2 separate regions of the Homo sapiens genome follow, and region 2 is linked to region 1. The links are chromatin contacts, found by Hi-C or POLR2A ChIA-PET in ENCODE. All regions are on one chromosome and are shown on one strand. The core of a region is the stretch at or near the end of the contact, and the rest is flanking DNA. Distances in the headings are between cores, read along the strand shown. Region 1 has its middle 74 kb from the start of SH3BGR. Region 2 has its middle 49 kb from the start of B3GALT5-AS1.

The links. A loop is a pair of places that touch in the nucleus more often than their neighbours do. ChIA-PET counts read pairs that join two places held with the same protein, here RNA polymerase II (POLR2A). Pooled maps may share reads with other maps.
Region 2: a pooled map shows a loop between it and region 1 (5-fold over the local background). The contact joins two enhancer-like sites. A Hi-C loop is called at or near these places in 2 of 168 maps with a recorded cell type or tissue (DLD1 and heart left ventricle) and 2 of 50 pooled maps. POLR2A ChIA-PET finds 5 or more read pairs at or near these places in 4 of 52 experiments (AG04449, H1, HepG2 and 1 more).

What each region holds. Positions count from the first base shown.
Region 1 is chr21:39,523,392-39,527,624 of GRCh38, forward strand. It overlaps the pseudogene JCADP1. Among named protein-coding and RNA genes, the nearest start is that of SH3BGR, 74 kb to the left of the region's middle. Within about 2 kb of position 1,925, at least 2 of the 41 ENCODE cell types and tissues checked have a DNase peak (open chromatin) inside an H3K27ac peak, as active enhancers do.
Region 2 is chr21:39,561,886-39,566,118 of GRCh38, forward strand. No RefSeq gene overlaps it. Among named protein-coding and RNA genes, the nearest start is that of B3GALT5-AS1, 49 kb to the right of the region's middle. Within about 2 kb of position 2,511, at least 6 of the 41 ENCODE cell types and tissues checked have a DNase peak (open chromatin) inside an H3K27ac peak, as active enhancers do.

The DNA.
Region 1 (4,233 bases), core at 675-3,174:
GGCAGGGGAGCAATGTGGATTCTGTGAGATTCCTTGGTTGTAGATAGGCTTAGTGTGTTGGCTTTCTTGAATGCTGGTTATAATTGTAGTGAACTTGTCATGTGGATAGACTCAAGACCTCTGGTTAGCCAGGGTGCTGTATGCAGAGGTGATAGCTGAGGTCACATGACTGTTTTCTCCTTCCTGGGCACAGTGTTATTCTACTCAGAAGTGCTACAATGGACTGTGTTGGTTGGCCTCCATCCAGGAGGTGGTGATTGCCAAAGAGCACTAGCTGTGGTAGTAACAGTGGGATTTGAGCTTGCCCTAAGTTGCCCTGGGAAAGTATTCTGGTTTCTCAGGCAATGGGTGAGGCTATAAAACTCCCCAAAATTTATGTCCTTTGTGTAAAGCTACTAGAGTGGGTGGAGGGGCACAACCAGGTTGGGGCAGGGTTAGGCAGGTCTGCACTCTGACTCTCCTTGAGCAGGGTTAGTGACAGCTCCCGCAAGGGTTGGGGAAATTTTTTTCATGCTGCTTGGGTAATGTTCTGGAGAGGAGCATAACTGCCTCTGCTGCACAGGACAGTTTGCAAAGGGAGTGGGGAAAAGTGGGTAGCAGTAAGTCTCATGCAGCTCCCATGCATTTGGCAAGGCTGATCTCACTCCTGCAGTACTCTGCTAACAGTGCTGGGTTAGATCCAGGCAGTCTGTGCACAGAGCTGCGCCAGGCCATCAGCTTCCCTGCACAGATAGCAATCTTGGCTTTCAGGTCACACTGTTCCCCATCTGCCCACAAGGCTGGGTACCCAGCTCCTGAGGGTAGTGTCTGTAGAGCACTTGCCATTCACCCCTCCCTAGATTCTGCTCAAGGGAATTTGTCCCCACCTGAGATTATATTATAAAATTCAGTTGAAAACTTCTTAATTCAGTTGAAAGCTTCTTTTAAGTTGTGACCCCTCCCTGAGTTCGTTGGCTGACTTCTCTGAGGACCCCTGTGGGATATAATCAGGAATGGCTTCCCCCAGTTCATGCTGGAGACTGGGAATGCCTGCAAGGCACTTCCTGCTGCTGCTTCCACTTTTATCTTTCATGTCACTCCCTGAGTCTGTTCCAGCTCTGGGTAGAGTTAAGACCTTCTCCCATGGCCTGGATTTTCAGATTCCATGGTGGGTGTGTGTGCTCTGGAGGCAGACTCTCCCCCTCTCACACTCCGGGGACTTAAACAGTTTCTTACTTGTCTCATAGGGTAGGCTGCAGCCTGCCACTTCTTTCAAAGGTCTGTGGATTCTTTTGGTTTTCTTGTTAAGTTCCTGCTTTGATTCTTGGAAAAAAAAAATTCATTGTGAATCTCTACACAGTATTCTTTCCTTCCAAATATGAGAGACACACTAACACTGCCTCCGATCTGCCATCTTGGAAAAAAACCTGACTGTGTATTTGCAAATAGCCTGTCTTCAAGCTCACTGATTCCTTATTCTGCTTGATCAATTCTGCTATTAAAAAACTCTGATGAGGCTGGGCATGGTGGCTCACGCCTGTAATCCCAGTACTCTGGGAGGCCGAGGTGGGCGGATCACGAGATCAGGAGATCGAGACCATCCTGGCTAACACAGTGAAACCCCATCTCTACTAAAAATATAAAAAATTAGCTGGGCATGGTGGCAGGCACCTGTAGTCCCAGCTACTCAGGAGGCTGAGGCAGGAAAATGGCATGAACCTGAGAGGTGGAGCTTGCAGTGAGCCAAGATCACTGCACTGCACTCTAGCCTGGGAGACAGAGCAACACTCTGTCTCAAAAAAATAGAACAAAACTCTGATGAATTCTTCAGTATGCCAATTGCATTAGAAGTCTACCTAGTATTCTATTGTACTGCAGCCAAGCTGGCACTCAAATCATTAGACACAGTCTCTCCCGTTTCAACAGGCAGAGGAGCCTCAGTCACATGGCCACTATTGCCACAGGCCCACGAGGAGTACTGCCAGGCTCCTGCCAACGTTCACTTAAGGCCCAAGGGCTCTTCAGTCAGTTTGTGGCTCTTCAGTCAGATTCTGGTTAGGCCCCAGGAACTAGAGTCTTTTTAAAAGCTCCCCCAGCCTGCTGCCTTGAAGGATGCTGAAGTCCCTGCACTTGCTAACACCAACAGCCCAGGGGAGCTGGGTCCTGCCTCCACCAGCATTCCAGTGGTGGAGCTTCAATGAGGCTGGGCACCATGTACAGTGCCGAAGACCTCCTGATCACTCATGGGTACAAACTGTTGAGAGACCTCCCAGCACCACGCAGGGATAACCCTGAGGGATGCCAGCCAGCAAAGACAAGGATGCGAGTGGTCTGTGGCCTGCTGAATAGGCATGAGGATGGCCCTGCGGCCTTTGCACATCATAAGACACCTGCTGGGAAAGGGCGTGGGAGTGACTCTGAAAGCTGCCGCGCCACACTGAGAGGCCACGGGGATCCCCAGAGCACTTCTGCTTCTAGAACCTCTGAGGCAGGGCTTCATAATCAACCAACCCCAGACTGTTAATGACCAAGCCAACTGGAGAAGAGGAGCGCGGGAAGTCAGCAGCCTGCTGGGTCCGAGGGACCCAGAAGACCTGCAGGAATGACCCAAGCCCACAGTCCGCCCGTCCACATGAGGCAGCGTCCATAGGAAGTCAGAGGAAGGGCAGAGGATGTGACGAATAAGACAACTTGGGGCCGGGTGCAGTGGCTCACTTCTGTAATCCCAGCACTTTGGGAGGCTGAGAGGGGTGGATCACTTGAGGTCAGGAGTTCGAGACCAGCCTGGCCAACATGATGAAACCCCGTCTCTACTAAAAGTACAAAAATTAGCCTGGTGTGGTGGTGGGAGCCTGTAATCCCAGCTACTTGGGAGACTGAGGCAGGAGGATCGCTTGAACTCAGAAGGCAGGGGTTTGAGCTGAGAACACACCACTGCACTCAGCCTGGGCAACAGAGAGAAACTCGGTCTCAAATAAATAGATAAATAAGAAGGCAGCTTGGGAAGAAGAATTGAGAATGTTGGGTCCTGCCAAGTGGCTGAACGTCTGCAACCAGCCAAGGAAATTCAGGTGGCGGGTGTCTGATGGTGATGGGAAGAAATTATTTCAAGATCTGTTACTGTTCATTCAAGGAGAACACGTGTCGAATTCTCAAAACAAAGAGAAATCCCAATTATTGCCTAGAACTCTCCCCTCTCCCACCCCCATAGCCCTCCGACCCACAGCCTGAATTGCACAGAAATTTCCATTCCATTAAATGACAGACATTTACCTAAAATGTCACAGTATTCTCCCAATTATGCAACAAATTTGAAATTCACAAGTGACCCTGAGAAGGGTGGCTCCTTGGCCTCTTTTCCTCAGCCTAAGTTTGGGAGACCCCTCAAGCCCCCATCTGACGGCTTGCACCACCAGTCCCATAGGGAGTAGAAAGTGGTGACTATCAGGACAGCCAGCAGCGGATCCATAAGTCCCCAGGCATGAGCTCTGCATGTCTGACTTTGGATTGGAGCCTCCAGTAGGTACCTCCACCATCACACAGGTCACCCCCCAGCACATCCCAAGCCCCTACTTGGAAGACACAGTGCTCACTCATATGTGGCATTCACGGTCAGCAGCAGCCTCCAACTGAGAAGGCCGGGCTGGTGGTCGGCTTCCTTGTGGCCCCCTTGGAACTGGGCCCTGCAAACACCCTCTTACCTCAGGGCTCCCTCCACACCTCCAATCTGCCACTGCCCATGACAGCTTCATTCAGTACATTCCCTTTGATGACCCAAGGATATGACATATCAAACCAGCTCAACCCCAGGGTTTCTTTGAGGACACAAGGTTTGGTGATGAATCTTATAACTCCAGTCCTGTCACTGACCAAGAGCCAGCTCATGGAAAAATGCTGATGGTGCCATTTGGAATCCACAGAGCCTGATAGCCTTGTCAGGGAATAAGAGAGGCCCGGCCTTGGCTGATCCTAGCCCCTTGTGGCCATGGGTCCAGCTTCCCAGAAATAGAGAAAATGGTGGCTTTCCTGACCAAAGAGACAGCTGTGTCATGAGAGGATGGCAGCCTGACGTGAGGGGCAGCCCTCACAGACACGCAGAAAGCCAAGTTTCTTCCCCAAGCCCACAGGGCGAGGGCACTCATGAAACTCAAACCAAACTCAAAAAGTTTGAAACTGGGATTCGGACCAAGAAAAGTTCAAAGAAGTAAATGAAAACCAAACAAAAAACAAGACTGTATTTTGTTTGATTTTCAT
Region 2 (4,233 bases), core at 1,261-3,760, 39 kb after region 1:
AATACTCTGACAATTTGGGAGCGGCCAGCAGCCAGCGCAGAGTCCCCATCATTGAGACTGAAATTTGAAATAGTGCTACAAGCTCCTTGAGCCACTTTGAGAGGAAACTTACCACCAACAAAACTTCCCCCAAAATGATGATGCAAAATCAATAAAGATCTCGATCAAAGATTCTTGGTAACTTCCCAAAGATAAGCAGATCCTTAATTGGCTGTGAGATCTTAGCCAAAAGTCTCAAAGTCTTCATCTATAAAATGATGATGGCAACGTCATCTATTATTGGTGTTGTGTGAATTAAATGAGGAAATGCATTTGGAGTGTTTGGTGCAGTACTTGGAATGTAGTGAATGCTTAATCAAGGATGACTTTGAAAATCTTAAGAACTGAGAACAGACTTCAGCACAGCATATATAATGAACATGACTGGGGATATAAGTGGTTCTTTAAAAAGATGGCATGAAATAAGCCTGTATCAGGGCCCAAGAATAGAAGCAGACATAGCTGGATCTTATCATAATGACAGGGCACCAGAATCAGTGTCCCAGCAGGCAGGAAAAGCACACTCAAATTAGGGAAACCCAAGAAAGGCTTAATAAAGGCACCAGGTACAAAGGTGTAGGGAAACCACCAGGGTTGTGTGGTAACAGGGAGAGGGAGAGTGGTGGAACAGCTGTTACCATCCCTAAAACCAAAGGGATGGAAGAGAGGAAGTGAGCAAAGGGACAGGGAAGGAGAGAGTCTCTAGAGAAGGTGCCTCAATGCGGCAGTGACCACAGCCACCCTGCAGGATATGGTCAAGGGAATAAAGCCGAAATTTTACTGTTCTTCCTCCTTCCAATCCCCTGCTGGGGCTCCCCTTTGCTGAGTTAATTTTGAAATCATAGAGCAAGGGAACTTCTGGATCCCTAGGGATATGAGTGTGGTCAACCCAGCCCCCAAGAAAGCAAACTTCCTAGGGCAGAAGAAAAGGTGCAGACGCTGGGAGAATCTTGGGGAGGAACCTGGAAAGATACCGCCTGCGGCTCTTAATCATTTGATTGTCAGATTGTGGAACATTCTCTTCTGTAGGTGGCACTGCTCTTGCAAGACAAGGAACCCGTGGCTCAGCACCACCTGCCATAACTGCACACTGGCACAGCTTCTAGCAATACCCACCAAGCGTCCACTGAGGAACTTACGGTATTTGCCAACTTTGGCAAAGGATAAGATAATGTTGTGGAAAATACCATACTCTGCGGCAGTTTTAGGTATGGCTGCAGACACTGCCACATCCCGAGACAGATCGCCCTGAGCTCTTCTAATAAGAGACAACTGCTGGGCTACTGTCTGGTGAATAATCGAAATTGCCTGTTGCCAGGGCATGTGACCCACTGTGACTCTCCTGGAGAGCAGCAATCAAGACTAAAGTATTAGTTCCTGGAGCTGCAGGAGACATTCAGAGTGGCATCTGTTCTCACTGGTTGGCAGCAGAATTGGTTCATTTCAGCCTGCAATCCTCTTCCAGTAAATCCTCTTCCAGTAAATCCTCTTCTCCACCCCCATTTACCTATAAGACCTCCTCCTCCCTCTCCACTTCCTCCCTCTCCCTCTTTCCCTTCCCCTTTCCCTCCCTCCTTTTTCTCTTCCCTTCTTCTCTCTCTCTCTTTCTCTGCCTCCCTCTCTCCTTCCCTCTCCCACCTTCCTCCTTCCTTCTCTCTCTTTCCTCCCTCTTTCCCCTCTCCCTCCTTCCTCGTTCCCTCCCTCCCTCTCTCCCTTATCCCTCCCTCTCCATCTCTCTCTCTCATTCCTGCTTGGACATCAGGTTCAGAGGGCTGATCTGGTCACACTCCTCGCTTCTTGGCACATTTTCAGTGTGGCTTCTTGCAAGGACTCTCACTTGTTTGGTTCTTTAATTTCCTTTTATAACAGCAACAGCAATTACCCAACCCTTCCAATGTCACTTTCAGACCAGATGCTGTACCAAGGGCTTTATGTACACTCACTGTTTGCTCCCCACTTGCAAGTGTTGAGATGGATTCCACCACGGCCTCCAGCTGGAGGAGCTTGGTAAGTTGCATGTGGTGTCAGGGCTAAGCCCAGGCAGTCTGTTCCTTTGATTTGGGCTCTGCACTGTCCCCCTTCCCCTCCCCTTAGGTTTAATGGATATCATTTTGTTATGTGTTCCTACAAAACGGATATCATTGTTTTGTAGTCATTTAAAAAACAGTCAAGAAATTATTGTTGTAAATGTCTCTGTTTCTTATTTTCTCTAGGCCTTCGCTTCCCTTGGTGGCCAGGTACTTTCTGGTTCCCCCAGAGGAAATCATTTCACCCATCCTTTCTTCCAGTGGTGGACCCAGAGTGCTTCCAGCTCTCTGTCCTACAAATAAAGCTGTGACAAATATTCTCAAATATGTCTCCACAAGGGGCCGTGGGGACATTTCCATGGCCTGGAATCAGAAATGCCAGGCCCTGGGGTGCTGAGGCCTAATTGGTGAGCTAGGCCCGACTGTGCCCAGCCTCCCCTCCCACCAGTGGGCACAGTTCCAGTGTCCTTCCATCCATGCCAGCACTTGGCATCAGCTGCTGAATTTGTGCCAGGCTAATAGGTGTAAAGTGATTTTCCATGGTATTAATTTGCATTTCTCTGACTATTGATGATGGCCAACATTTCCCCCAATGCAGGCGGCCTTTCATCTGGCTGCATTGCAGTAAACTGCTTGTACTCATTTTACTATTAGAGCTGCTGGAATTTTCTTGTTGGTTTGTGGGGTTTTTTGTTCTACATTTCTGTTTTTTTATCTGGTAGATTTTATCTGCTGCAGAATCTTCTCCCTGTCTGTCCTGTATTTATTTTTGTCCCTGGGGTGACCATTTGGAACAAAACTCCTTCATTTTCATATAATCAAATGTATTAATATTTCTGTACATTGGAAGTTTTAAGAAGTCCTACCCTATCTACAAATCATAAAGATATTCTCTTATATGTCTTTCTGTTATCCTCACCCTTTTACCTTCCTCAGGCAGGTATTGCTTTCATCTGGAGCGCATGATGATTTCTGTGTTAGGTAGAGATTCAGTCATATTTCGATTGACTGATACAGTCATGGTCTCTCCAGCACTATGTACTAACCATTGTCCTCTTTTCCTTATTGAGTTTTGTTCCCCTTTACTATATGTTAAATCCTTTTCAGACACAGGTTTCACTCTGTACTCTCTATTCTGTCTCCTTGATATAGTTTCTACTTTGTGCAGCTTGCATGCTGTCTTTTCATTACCTTAACTTTGAGATGTGTTTTAATGCCTAGCAGAACAAGCCTACTTCATTTTGCTTTTTTTTTTTTTCTTTTTCTTTTTGAAACAGGGCCTTGCTCTGTCCCCAAGGCTGGAGTGCAGTGGTGTAATCATGACTCACTGCAGCCTCAATCTCTGGACCTCAAGGGATTTTTCTCAACTCAACCTCCCAAGTAGCTGGGACCACAGGTGTGCACCACCATGCCCGGCTAATTTTTGTATATGTATGTGTGTGTGTGTGTGTGTGTGTGTGTGTGTGTGTGTGTGTGTGTATGTGTGTGTGTATATATATATTTTGGAGATGGGGTTTTGCCATGTTGTCCAGGCTGGTCCTTAACTCCTGGGCTCAAGTCATCCACCAGGCTGGGCCTTCCAAAGTGCTGGGATTACAGGTGTGAGCCACCTGTGCCTGGTCTCACTTGGCTCTTGGCTTTTAAAAAGTTGACATAGCTTTTTTTTTCTTTTTTTTTTTGAGACAGGATCTCGCTCTGTTGCCCAGGCTGGAGTGCAGTGGCACGATCTCGGCTCACTGCAACCTCCACCTCCTGAGTTCAAGTGATTCTCCTGGCTCAGCCTCCTGAGTAGCTGGGATTACAGGCACACGCCACCATATCAGGCTGATTTTTATATTTTTAGTCGAGATGGTGTTTCACCATGTTGGCCAGGCTGGTCTTGAACTCCTGATCTCAGGTGATCTGCCCGCCTTGGCCTCCCAAAGTGCTGGGGTTACAAGCATGAGCCACCACACCGGCCCAACCCAGCTCTTCATAGACCTTTCTTCTTCCATGTTAAAATTAAAATAAGTTTACTGAGTTTCTCAAAACACCTGCCTGTAATTTTATTTCAACTGGATTGCGTTTATATCTTAATGTAGGGAGAATGATGTCTTTATTCTGGTTTTCACCCATCTAAGTGGCATCTTTTGAGGATTCCTGACATTTTCACGTCTATTAACAAGGA